Regions from separate parts of the Homo sapiens genome. Here region 2 is linked to region 1. Evidence: chromatin loops called from intact Hi-C (ENCODE). Cell type or tissue: PC-3. All regions are shown on one strand. Links, peaks and the distances in the headings refer to the core of each region. The heading gives the core; the rest is flanking DNA. Region 1 overlaps LOC105376823 (a long non-coding RNA gene). Region 2 overlaps TMCO4 (transmembrane and coiled-coil domains 4).

What was found. Peaks named below come from ENCODE experiments on the same cell type or tissue, not always from the same donor. Only the 100,000 strongest peaks of a DNase experiment are listed, where the experiment ranks them.
Region 2: a loop joins it to region 1, with 6 times the contacts of the local background. A loop is called at or near these places in 4 of 110 quality-filtered maps.

Annotation. Positions count from the first base shown.
Region 1 is chr1:19,866,001-19,874,380 of GRCh38, reverse strand. All of the region lies in intron 1 of LOC105376823 (a long non-coding RNA gene), which reads left to right. Among named protein-coding and RNA genes, the nearest start is that of OTUD3, 12 kb to the left of the region's middle. In PC-3, for the core only: a CTCF peak has its summit at 2,041 (motif pointing right); DNase peaks (open chromatin) are centred at 1,940 and 4,360; H3K27ac peaks cover 3,250 bases.
Region 2 is chr1:19,734,553-19,739,552 of GRCh38, reverse strand. TMCO4 (transmembrane and coiled-coil domains 4) reads left to right here. Exons shown (of 16, transcript NM_181719.7): 13 at 2,097-2,181. Among named protein-coding and RNA genes, the nearest start is that of TMCO4, 63 kb to the left of the region's middle. In PC-3, for the core only: a CTCF peak has its summit at 2,025 (motif pointing left); DNase peaks (open chromatin) are centred at 2,002 and 3,532; H3K27ac peaks cover 4,167 bases.

The DNA of each region.
Region 1 (8,380 bases), core at 1-5,000:
TGATCCAATCACCTCCCACCCGGTCCCTCCCTCAACACGTGGGGATTATGGGGATTATAATTCAAGATGATATTTGGGTGGGTTCACAGAGCCTAACCATATCAATTACCTTCCATGACAGTATCCTAACAGGGCACAGGGAAGAATGTTATCAGCAAAAGTCTTTTTTTCCCTCTTTCAGTTACCCTGTGTTTCTGCTTCTGCTTAGATGGTGGTGGTGGTGATGGTGGTGGTGGTGGTGGTGGTGGTGGTGATGGTGGTGGTGGTGATGGTGGTGGTGGTGGTGATGGTGATGGTGGTGATAGTGATAGTGATGTTGAGGGCATGTGTGTGTTTGCATATACGCGCACACACATGTGGAATTCTCTGACTCCTTTTTCTCTCTCTCTCTTTTTTTTTTTTTTTTTGAGATGGCGTCTTGCTCAGTCACCCACTCTGGAGTACAGTGGTGCAATCTCGACTCACCACAATCTTCGCCTCCTGGGCTCAAGCGATTCTTCTGCCTCAGCCTCCCCAAGTTGCTGGGATTACAGGCACATGCCACCACACCTGGCTAATTTGTATGTATTTTTAATAGAAATGGAATTGCACCACGTTGGCCAGCCTGGTCTTGAACTCCTGACCTCAGGGGATCCGCTTGCCTTGACCTCCCAAAGTGCTGGGATTACAGGCATGAGCCACCGCGCCCAGCCTCCCCTGTCTCTTTCTGCCGGCAGTTCCTGTTCTTGATGGCCGTGGGTCATCCTCCGTGTGCCTCTGCCTGTCCCACTTTCCCTCTCCAACTTCCTCCTCTTCCTCTGCATTTCCAGTGCTCCTTTTATCTCACCCACTTAGCATAGGGTGGACCAAAATAAAAAATAAAACAACAGGTTTTGGAGTGGTCAGACAGAATTGAGTCCAGTTCCCACTTCTTACAAGCTGTGTGGCCAGCATTGTTTTCCATAATCTTTCTGAGCTCTAGTTTCTTTGTGTGGAAAAAATGAGAGCAGTTGGGGCTTCTTCTCCGGATTGTTCTGAAGTATTGATATCACAACTCCAGCAAAGTCCCTGGCACCGTAAGTGTTAGTTTCCCTCCTCCTCTTTCCCTTAATTTCTGGGCTTTTTTTTGTTTCCTTCCTCACCACTGCCCATTCTCTCTACTTTCTCCTAAATGGCTATAAGACCAAACTATATTACATATACTAAATTATTCATATGTGTGAAGTGAAGGGTTTAATATCCTTCATCATTCCTTTTCCTAGCCACTAGAAATTGCTAGAAACCTGGCCAGGCACTGTGGCTCACGCCTGTAATCCCAGCACTTTGGGAGGCTGAAGCAGGTGGATCACAAGGTCAGGAGTTCAAGACAATCCTGGCCAAGATGGTGGAAACCCATCTCTACTAAAATACAAAAATTAGCTGCGCATAGTGGCTGCCGCCTGTGATCTCAGCTACTTGGGAGGCTGAGGCAGAGAGTTGCTTGAACCCGGCAGGCAGAGGTTGCATTAAGCTGAGATCACGCCACTGCACTCCAGCCTAGGTGACAGAGCGAGACTCCGTCTCAAAAAAGAAAGGAAGGAAGGAAGGAAGGAAGGAAGGAAGGAAGGAAGGAAGGAAGGAAGAAAGAAAGAAAGAAAGAAAGAAAGAAAGAAAGAAAGAAAGAAAGAAAGAAAGAGAACATTCTGCATTTCTCTCAAGGACAATAAAACAACAGCTATTGTTTGTATGTGACCCTCACTTGATCCATTTCATCATTGGCCCTTAATGGGGAAAATATGGTTATGGGGTGGCAGTGGAGGACTCCTCTTCCTCATGCTCATTCAGTGAACTTGCTGGACCTCGAGCTGTGGGATTTATCTTTTACAGCTCCATAGCAATGTCTTTGTTTGGTGTCTGTGCCAGAGATCCTAATGGCCCACAGTATTTGCAGTCATCGTCATCCTGTGTAAACTCATTATTTACAACTGCATCATCAGCACCTGTGCCAGGACCCCACCCTGGGGCACAAATGAACTAACCAGGTGACGGGAAGTGGAAGGCTGTTCCACAGGCCACACGAGGGGGCAGCAGAAAGACATATTTTGTGATGTGGAGATGAACTGCCGTCAACTCGACTTTCCCCCACGTCTAAGGGAATAGACTTGGCATAAAGCAAAAAAGGCTTATAGAACATAAAAGCACATTGGAAATGATCCTTTTCCAACTTTGCTGTTTTATAGATGGAGAGATTGAGGTCCCAAGAAGGTAAAGTGGATTTGTTGGTCACATTAGCTGGTTACTAGCAGAGCAGGAACTCGAACACAGCCCTCTCTCCCTTCATCATCCCACACTGCCGGGCATGAAGTCCCATCCCCAAGGTGGGCCCAACAACTTCCTCTCTTTTCTCTCAATATACATGGATATTTTTCTGATATGAAAAATACATGTTGGCCGGGAGCGGTGGCTCATGCCTATAATCCCAGCACTTTGGGAGGCCGAGGTGGGTGGATCAACTGAGGTCAGGAGTTCAAGACCAGCCTAGGCAACATGGTGAAACCCTGTCTCTACTAAAAATACAAAAATTAGCCATGCGTTGTGGCGATCACCTGTAGTTCCAGCTAATCAGGAGGCTGAAGCACGAGAATCGCTTAAACCTGGGAGGCGTAGGTTGCAGTGAGCTGAGATCGCGCCATTGACCTCCAGCCTGGGCATCAGAGCGAGACTCTGTCACAAAAAAAAAAAAAAAAAAAAAAAAAAAGAGAAATACCTGCTCATGATAGAAAACCAAAAAAGACATTAAAAATTTAAAAGAAAACAAAATCACCCATACTTGCACTCTCAGGAATAATGATTGTTGCCATTTTGATGTGTTAGGTTGAACCATATGAAATTGCTGATATTTGACAATTTTCAGCCTACAAAAATGACAATTTCATACGGTTTAACCTAATATTTCCTCCCACCTTTTCTCCACGACAAACATAAAATTATTTTAAAATATAAAACAAGGATGAGACTACATGTGTATATTTGTGTGTATTTCTTTAGAGCCTACCTTTTTTTTTTTTTTTTTTTTTTTTTGAGATGGAGTCTTGCTGTGTCACCCAGGCTGGAGTACAGTGGCATGATCTCTGCTCACTACAACCTCCACCTCCCGAGTTTAAGCGATTCTCCTGCCTCAGCCTCCCGAGTAGCTGGGATTACAGGCATGCGCCACCCCGCCTGGCTAATTTTTTGTATTTTTAGTAGAGATGAGTTTCACTATATTGGCTAGGCTGGTCTTGAACTCCTGACCTCGTGATCCACCCGCCTCGGCCTCCCAAAGTGCTGGGATTACAGGTGTGAGCCACCGTGCCTGGCCTAGAGCCTACCTTTTAAAGTGAAGTATTAGCAATTACAAATATATAAAGAGAATAATGCCACATACACTCACATGTCTCCCACTCTTCCCCTGAGAAATAAGATGTCACATATACAATTGAAGCCCGCTATCCACCTCTCCCCAACAGGAGTTCCTCCCTATCACCTTGAGATAACTACTATCATCACTTTGGTATTTATCGCACATTGGTTTGTATCACTAAATCATATGCAGTATTGTTTAGCATTTTTAACTTTATATAAATGAGACCAAGGTAGATGTATCTTCCATGACTTTTATTGTTTATAAAGGATTATATGTACGTATATATATATACACATAGTTTTTTTTTTTTTTTTGAGACAGAGTCTTACTCTGTTGCCCAGGCTGGAGTGCAGTGGTGTGATCTCAGCCCACTACAACCTCTGCCTCCCAGGTTCAAGCGATTCTCCTGCCTCAGCCTCCCAAATAGCTGGGATTACAGGCACATGCCACCATGCCCTGCTAATTTTTGTATTTTTAGTAGAGACAGTGTTTCGCCATGTTGGCCAGGCTGGTCTCGAACTCCTAACCTCAGGTGATCCACCCACCTCGGCCTCCCAAAGTGCTGGGTTAGAGGCCTGAACCACCGCACCCGGCTGAACTGTATATTTTTGAAACTTATCCATGTTGATGATACATGTAGCTTTTGTTCACTCACTTTCAATTTTTTGCTATTAAATATTCAGATTTACTATCTGCCTGACTCCACTAGACAGGAATCTTCCGCGGTGGAGACTCTGTCTTAGTTATCCGTGGCACCCAGGAGGCCCCAGAAATGGCCATTGAGTGGAATGGACAGATGCAGGAAGTGAAAAGCTGAAAATCACTTTGCCAGATAAGCCCAGACTCATCTGTTGAGCACTCAAGGCAGACAGCACTGATAAGAAGGCCCTTGTATCTGGGAGAGGCAGACGTCAAAGCTGAACATTTCTTTATGATGCCTCTCTCAAGTGACAGATTCAGAGTTCTAAGGCATCTGATCCAGAACTGGAGGGGAGGACGGAAGCATCAGGAAAAGCTCCCAGAGAGCCCAGAACTCATTCCTGAAGGATGAGTAGGTTCCTCTCTTCATGGCAACCAGAGCCAGAAGCCCAAATTTATTTTTTATTCTTTATGTTTTTTAGAGAGACAAGGTCTCATTCTGCTACCCAGGCTGGGTTCAGTGGCATGATCATAGCTCACTATAACCTTGAATTCCTGGGCTCAAGCAATCCTCCCACTTCAGCCCCCCAAGTAGCTGGGACTACAGGCACACACCATCATGCCTGGCTAATTTTTTAATTTTTTTGTAGATACAGGGTCTCACTATGTTACCCAAGTTGGTCTCAAACACCTGGCCTCAAGCCATCCTCCCACCTCAGCCTCCCAAAGCACTGGGATTACAGGTGTGAGTCATCGCCCCCAGCCCACATTTTTAGATAAAGGCATTTACTTATATGTCCTCAGGATTCTTTGGTTATACCCATAAAACCAAGTTTTTCAGACCATTAACATGTATGATTGGTAGAAAAATGGCATTGCTGGAGCCATAAAACACAGACAACGAAAAATAACAATTCCTTTGTCAAAATCTACCCACCTCTGATGAGTTCAAAGTTACAGGAATAGTAACAAGTCACAGTGGCAATGAGGCATAGAGGCGAGAGTTTAGGGGCTCTGGAATCAGATGGAGCTGAATCAGAATCCTGGCTCATCCACTTCCTAAATGTGTGACCCTGGGCAAGTCATTCACCTCGTTCAGTTTCTATCTCTTCATCTGCAAAATAGAGATACAAATGTCTACCTTGCAAGTTGATGGATATAACCTGCCTGGCATATAGTGTGTATCCTATAAATGGGAGGAAATCCTATGATCAGACTGGGTTGGCAGAGAACTGCCTTTGACTATTGAAGGTGGACAGGGTTGATGAGAGAGTAAACTCCTCATAGCCATGAAAACCCTGCATCTCACTGTGACTGCTGATACAAGCCACTGGTCCTGTAGAGTAGCTGGGAATCATTCTCAGCCCTCCTCGAGAACACGCCTGTCCTGTGAAGAAGATAAATCTGGTCTGGATGCAGTGGCTCAAGCCTGTAATCCCAGCACTTTGGGAGGCCAAGGTGGGTAGCTCACCTAAGGTCAGGAGTTTGAAATCAGCCTGGCCAATATGGTGAAACACCATCTCTATTAAAAATACAAAAATTAGCCAGGCGTGGTGGCAGACGCCTGTAATCTCAGCTACTCAGGAAGCTGAGGCAGGAGAATCACTTGAACCTGGGAGACAGAGATTGCAGTGAGCCAAGATTACGCCACTGCACTCCAGCATGGGTGACAGAGCAAGAGTTCATCTCAAAAAAAAAAGAAAAGAAAAAAAAAGAAGACATATCTGCTGATAGCCTAGGAAGCTGCTTCCTTTGGCTCTGTGTTCGTTTCTCTTCTTGGAGAAGATGAAAGGAATAAATGGGTACGTATTATATCGGTAAAGTCTAGGAGAGACCCAGTCCTAGAGAGAGGATCTCTCAAATAAAGCAGAAGATTTCCAAGCCCATTTAAAAGTTCACAAAAAATGTCACATGCAAAAGCATAAACCTAAACATCCTGAAAGGAGGGGAAATCCGGTGTTTCCACTACCTACTACTTCCCAGGTGAATATCTCTATAGTTTTCCATTACAAGAAAGAATTGCGGTCAAAATGACCCCCTTGCAGTAGATCTATTCAAATAAAAGAGCATTTAATTTTTGTATTTACAGCTAATCATAATATTACACTCAGTCTCTCCACCCACACACACTTTAAATTAACCTTTATTTCAATTTGCACAGCTAGAACAACTAGAGTTTCTCCATTTTTCTGGTGAAAAAAATGCCATGATTTAAAAGGTACACACCAGGCAGGGCATGATGGCTCACACCTGTAATCCCAGCACTTTGGGAGGCCAAAGCAGACGGATCACTTGAGGCCAGGAATTCAAGACAAGCTTGGCCAACATGGTGAAATCCCATCTCTACAAAAAATACAAAAATTAGTTGGGACTGGTGGGACATGCCTGTAATGCCAGCTACTCGGGCTGCTGAGGCACAAGAATCACTTGAACCTGGGAGGCAGAGGTTGCAGTGAGCCAAGATCATGGTATTGCACTCCAGCCAAGGCAACAGAGCAAGATTCTGTCTCAAAAAAATTAAATTAAATTAAAACTCCTCATCATTTGACTCAATACCTAGCCTCAGAAATAATCATTCAGGCATATATTTTCATGGGAAAGATGACAAGCAACTTAAATGGCTACCCCATAGGGGCTTTTTCAAATAAACAAGGAATTCCGCCATATCATAGAATAATCAGTAACCAATAAAAATAGTCTCATAGAAAATGACAGATCAAATGAAATGAAACGGTGTATGCAATGTGTTATTGGGTGAAAAGAGAAGTTTGCAAAGAGGTGGGGCTCCCATTTTTGGAAAAAGACACACACGTACATACATGCAGAGAGAGAAAGAGAAAATGAAAGAATAGGCATCAAATTAAGTTGATTACCTCTGGGCTCTCAGAATTGGACATGATTTTTACTTTGTTTTGTTTGCATTTTTTGCATGTTTGTATTTTTCTAAATTTCAGACATTAAAATTTTATTACAGTGGTATTTTTTTAAATAAAAAGCATCCCAAAGAAGATGTGAACAACTTTTGGAACACCTGGCCCTTTGCTCTAAGCCTGTTCTCTAAGCTTTCATCAGCACCAGACCTCAACAATTCTAGGGCTGGAGCAGCCTCTCATAGGAAAAGTTCAACTATTTCTTTCTAGAGCAGCCAACCCTAACTTTGATTCTGTCAGGTATGTCATTCGTGACATTATATAAGCATATTATTGGTACCAGGAATTGACATAGCTGCCATACTCATTGGCTTGGCTTGTCCAAAAAGAAAACTGGAGAATACAACTCAGATTTTTAAGATTTTGAGTACTGTTCCTTGGGGACAGTCCACTCATGCTTACAGCTGTGACATTGGCATTACTGTAGCATCAGGAATTTGAGATGGGCTGATTGTCACATGGGTGGCTGAGTCACTTAATTATAGACTAACAAAAGCTACTAGCACTTTGCTATGAAGCTAGAACCCGCCCTTACTCCCCTCTCAGACAGAAATGACCAGCCCACTTTGTGCCATGGTGAATCTATTACATACTCCTTAGATTCTTTGTAACATTCAAGAGCTTTGCAGTCATAAAATGGTAGCCAGGCTGGTCTTCTTCCCAACAATGGTAGTTTACAAAGGTAGTGAGAGCAATGCATTTGGGAACAGATCAAGTGAAAATGTAAAAGTGTCCAAAGAAGTAATATAACACCCCTTTCCCCAACCCAAAAATACTCCCTCCAGCTCTAACATCACCACCTACAGGAAGCCTGTCAGGTTTTCCCAAGCTACTCTTAGACCAAGAACTATCACCTCTTTATCCCCAGATGAGGCCCTGACTTTTGAGAGTCTACAGATGAATGAATGAATGAATGAGTATGTGACTCCGCAAGTACATGAGAGAATGAATATCAGAATGAGTAAGTGAATGTATCTGCTTCAGCAGCATTTGGTAGATATATCTGCTCATTTATTTCACAAAAATTGATGAAGGATTTACTCTATGCCAGATTCTATGATGGGTACTGGGATACTAACAAGATAGACAGGTCCCTGCTTTCAGGGAGTTTATATTATAGTTGGGGAGATAGTCGACACACAAAGAAACAAATGTGTGTATGATTTCAGATGGTGATAGCACTGTGAAGAAAACACATGGGGGTATATGAGACAGAGTGCCTGGGGGTGCTGAATGACTAGAAGATAAGGGCAGCAGGGAAGTCTTCTTTTTGAAGGTGGAATCTAAGCTCTGACTTAGAATGACTGTGTAAGCACTTCTTATGGGCATATGTGACATTACCTTTTTCCTGGGGGGCTCTGGGGAGAATGACTACATCTTATTCATCATTGCATGCTATCAGGTTACAGTAGCAAGCACATGGGATTTGCAACCAGACTACCTGAGT
Region 2 (5,000 bases), core at 1-5,000, 130 kb after region 1:
GGCAGAAGCAAAAGTGGCTCCTATGTATCAGCTCTTCATTCAAGTGTTTAGGATAATCACTGGGCTCATTTGGGTGATATTTCAGTGGAAACCTCTGACGCAGTTTGCAGTGAAGCCAGTAAAGTGAATGAGACCAGGTGCTTCAGCTGGCCACCAATGGAATTCCCACATGCTGGTGGCCTGGTGTTCCTTCCCAGAAGTATAAAGCTACTTTGTGAGGTCATCTTTGGTGGTCTAAATACCATGTAAAATGGTTAGGAAGAGACATCATCATAATACTTTTAAAATTTGAATCTAGTAAAGATGTACTTACCAAGAGAATAAAACCATCCCCTTCAGAATAAAACTTGAGTGAATGGAGACAAAAGCTTGAGAAGCAGTACCAGAAATGACTGCATTGTCAGGATTTGTTTTGGCTGGAAGTGGGAGAAAACCCAAAATAACAGTGGCTTAAACAAGGTAGAAATTTATTTTCCTGGAGAAGCCTAGCAAGGTTGTCTAATAGCCTTCCATGGTGCAGAGGCCCAGGTTCCTGCTACCTTGTTGCTCTGGGGTCTTGACCTTGTATCAAAGATGGCATCATCCGAGCTCCAGGGAGCAGGAGAAAGGAAGAACTGAAGAAGAAACAGCAAAGCCTTACAACATTTCAGTTGGTGTCTCACTGGCCAGAGCCTAGTCACATGACCATTCCTAGCTGCCACAGAAGCTGGGAAATATAGTATTTATTCTGAGTGATGATGAACCCAGCTGAAATTCAATTACTATGGAAAAAAGGGAGGATGGATATTGAGGGATGACAACTAGCAGTTTCTGCCATGCAGCTAAACTGCTTGAGCAACTGGCCACCCCCTTCAATCCCTGCGTCTTTGTCAAAAGAAACAGAAAATCCTTCGGCAGGCTTGACTCTAAGGCAAAGGCCAAAGTGGCATTGGCTTAGACAAGATAGAATTTTGTTCTCTCCCAAGTAAGAGTCTGGGTGTCAATATCTGGAGCAAGATGATGTGTTAGTTTCCTGCTGCCACTGTTACAAATTACCACAAATTTACCAGCTGAAAACAAATGTACTATTTTACAGCTCTGGAGGTCAAAAGGCAAAAATGCATGCCTTAGGGAGGATCCCCTTTCCTTGCCCTGTGCTAAGTCTCAGCCCTGTGGCCACCTCAAGCTACGGAGGAGTCAGGGAAACTTCGTCTTTGGCTGGGTGGCCGTGTGCCCAGTCAAACTCAGGAGTAAAGGACAAAGGGGAGAATGATATTGGGCAGTGGCCAGCAGGGTTGGCACAAAGCTCCTGCAGGATTCGAATACTGTTTAACAGAGGATTTTCTACTGTGGTAAGTGGAGTGGTGTGGGGATGTGGAATACGTGTATTGGCACAAAACCAAGGAAAAGGAATAGACTGGTAAAACCAGGCTGGGCCTCCAGAGCTCATCCACTCCCCTCCTCTCCTTCCATGTAAGCTTGTACCCAAACACCCCCAGATAACTTTCATTTTCTTTAGAGTCTTGACATGATCAGTTACCTTTTCTTACAAGTCCTTGAGTCAGAAAATTCCTCTTTCCATCTGACTTACTACCTTATCTTATCACTTAGAGCCAATATTTTGTGCCCCACCTTCCTATCTAGAAACTGAACTGTTGTCCCTCCCTTGTCACTCTTGCCTTTTTACCCCTCACACCTGGGGGTGCCTTCTGTCTAATCTCCCCAGCTCCGGAAGGGGTCCCGCAGCACTGCAGCCATTTGCCGCAAGGCAGATCAGTGCAAGGGAAGTTGCTCTTGTAATTGACTAGCCCTGTCTCCTGGGGAAGATGAGACGGTGGCTGGATAATGATTTGAGATGAAAGGGAATTAACCCAGCCGGGGGCTGCCTGTTGGCCTTGGAGGAAGCCAATTCCAGCAGCAGGTGCACTCCTGCATAAATGAGGGTCCTGACTCTGCTGATTAAGACATCAGCGCTCAGGGACCGGAACAGCACATGCATGATTCATTAGATGAGAATCAGGTGGTAAGGAATGTGCAAAGGCTGCCCTCCTCAGGCCTGATGTTTTGCTAGAACTGGCAGTATTCCTTCCAGACACCTGTGTCCTTTTTCCCTTCAGGGGCGACGACCTGTCACCTTGATTGGCTTCAGCCTGGGAGCCAGAGTCATCTACTTCTGTCTGCAGGAGATGGCTCAAGAGAAAGGTGAGCATGGATTATTGTCACAGACGGAAACCCTTCACAAGCTTGTTCCCAGGGACAGATGTTCTGGGCCAGGGGCCATGAGCCTTGCAAAATGTGTTCCCAGTTCTTAGAAATAATAGTTAAAAGTTAAAAATAGTTTAAAAATCAAGAAAAATCGTCATCAACCTTGGGGAAATGATTTTATATACATACATTAGAGTAGATGCAAGATGGACCATCCTGTAATAATGACACTGGCTTTTGTGTTCTAATGCACTTTCCCAAGTGGGAATGAAGGGGACAAGAAATTCAAAATTAAGGTGTTGGCAGGTGCACTTTCCCTCTGAAGGCTCTAGTGGAGGATTTTTCCTGTCTCTTCCAACTTCTTGTGGCTGCCAGCAGTCCTTAGCATTCCTTGGCTTGTAGACATGTCATTCCAGTCTCTGCCTGTTGTCTTCTCTCATAAGGACAGACAGAGTCATTGGATTTAGGGCCCACTCTCATCCAGGGTGATCCCATGTCAAGATCATTTACTTAATTATATCTGCAACGACCCTTTTACCAGATGAGGTCGCATTCACAGGTTCTGGGTGGACATATCTTCTGGGGGTTCACCATTCAACCACACACAGACACCTTTGGGAGTGTGTCATGCCTCCAGTGTCATCCTTTCTGTGCAAGGCAGTGAAAAGCTTGAGGGCTGCTGCTCCTGGCCTTGGGTAGGTGAGGTCTCCAGGGCAGAATGCTGGTTTTGGACAGATCTGTCAGCAGGGGCTGCCTGTGGAGGGGCTGGTTGGGAGAGTGAGTTGCCGAGCCTGGGGCACTTGGAGTGGTTCACTGCTCCTGGAACATGGGCTCACCTCCTCTCAGTGGAAGGTAGCAGCGGCAGGACTCTGAAGGCAAGAGGAGGAACTCAGAGAGAAATTGTTGAACCTGGGAGTGGAGGGTGGATGGGAGAGAAGGATTGGAGCTTAATATGATTTGGTTGTGTCCTCACCCAAATCTCATCTTGAATTGTGGCTCCCACAATCCACATGGGTCATGGGAGGGACCCGGTGGGAGGTAATTGAATCAGGGGGGTGGGTTTTCCCCATGCTGTTTCCATGATAGTGAATAAGTCTCATGAGAGCTGATGGTTTTATAAAGGGCAGTTCCCCTGCACGCGTTCTCTTGCCTGCCACCATGTACGACGTGCCTTTACTTCTCCTTTGCCCTCCACCATGATTGTTATTTGTTGCTGCAAAACGGCCTCTCCAAACACGGTGGCCAAAAGCAGCAATAACTGATCATTTCTCACGATTCTATGAGTTGGCAAGACCATTTGCCTCTCCTGCCTGGGCTTAGTCATGCAGTTGTAGTCAGAGCTGGAACACCCAGGAGGTCCAAGTTGACCTCATTCGTGTATCTGGCCATCGGTGCTGGTTGTCGGCCAATGCAGACTCCTCCCTGCTCTCCAAATCTACTTTTCCCAGGGAAGCCTTTGAAAAGTTGCCATCCTCTCTGCTGTCATCATTTTGCTTCTTTCCTTGTCATCTTTCCCTCTCTGGCAGCAAACCGTCTATCTGCCAGGCTCGTTACCTAGAGAGATGTAGTCTTATTAATAGAACCAATTCTTCATTCAGAGGGCATGTCTCTGCCTCCAGTTAGCATAAATGCTATGTTAACTTAAGATCGTTAGTACAGGCAAGACTTTAATTCCCCTGCCAAACAAATTGAATTAATTACCATGAACCATTTGGCTGTGGTAACCGGAAGTGAGGTCGACTCTCAGCTGTCCCCAGAATGTGAGGCTGGAAACTGGAAAGAGGGAAGAGGGAGGCAGGTGGCTTCTTGGTGACAGGGCTGGTTTGTGTGACACTGGGAAGTTCCTGCACTACAGCCTTTTGGGGGATGGTTCCCAAAGCAGCTTCCTTCCAGCATCTTTCCTGCTCGCTGCTCCCACCCCTGGATCCTCATGGCCCATAGCTGAGATTTTGGGTTTTGATATTAGGCAGACCTGGATTTGGCTCCTAGCTTTGCCACTGACTGGCTGTCGGACCTTGGGCTAGTCACTTAACCTCTCTGGGCCTCAGCTTCCTCAAAGGATATGAGCTTTGTACACTTATCTCAAAGGATCATGGGGGGATGACATAACGAATGTGAGAATTCCTGGCCCCAGTTTGGGTACACTCAGTAAATGTCCTCTGAATTCCAACCTGAGGACCTACTGTGCACAGGGAACTGTGGTGAGTGTTGTGTAGATGTCAGAACTTGTCATTTTGTGTCCGCTCTCCAGCCTCACATTAGATGTGAAGTCCAGGTAGGCAGGGTCTGCCTTGAGCCCTGCCGCCCCCCTAGTGCCCAGCACAGTGCCCAGTGCACTGTGAGTGGTCAGGAAGATGAAGGAGCTGGACTTTGGGTGAGGGAATCAGGCACATGCTGCTGTGCCCACGAGCTAGTGCAGATCCACCGGGTGCCAGGCTGTGTTCCAAGCACTTGCAAGTGTGATCACATTCCTCCCTCACTGCAGCCACAGGAGGGAGGTTCCACCAGTCTCCCTGCTTCAGATGAGAAAACTGAGGCTGAGAGGTGAAGCCACAAGAATCCTAAGTGCCAGAGCCAGGATTCAGGCCCAGGGAGTCTGGCCCTGGAGCCCTCACTCCTAACCACTATGCTGTATTTGGCAGACGGCAGCTGGACTAGGGCAGGGCATTCCAGAGGGTCGGCCAGCATGGGCAAAGGCGGGGCTCTCAGGGGTGTCTAGAAACGGTGGCATCTGGTGTCTCTGCAGCCCACGTAAGAGGCCCCCCAGGTGGGTTGGTGGGAAATGCTAATAGGTCAGGGTGGGAGCCTGGCACTGT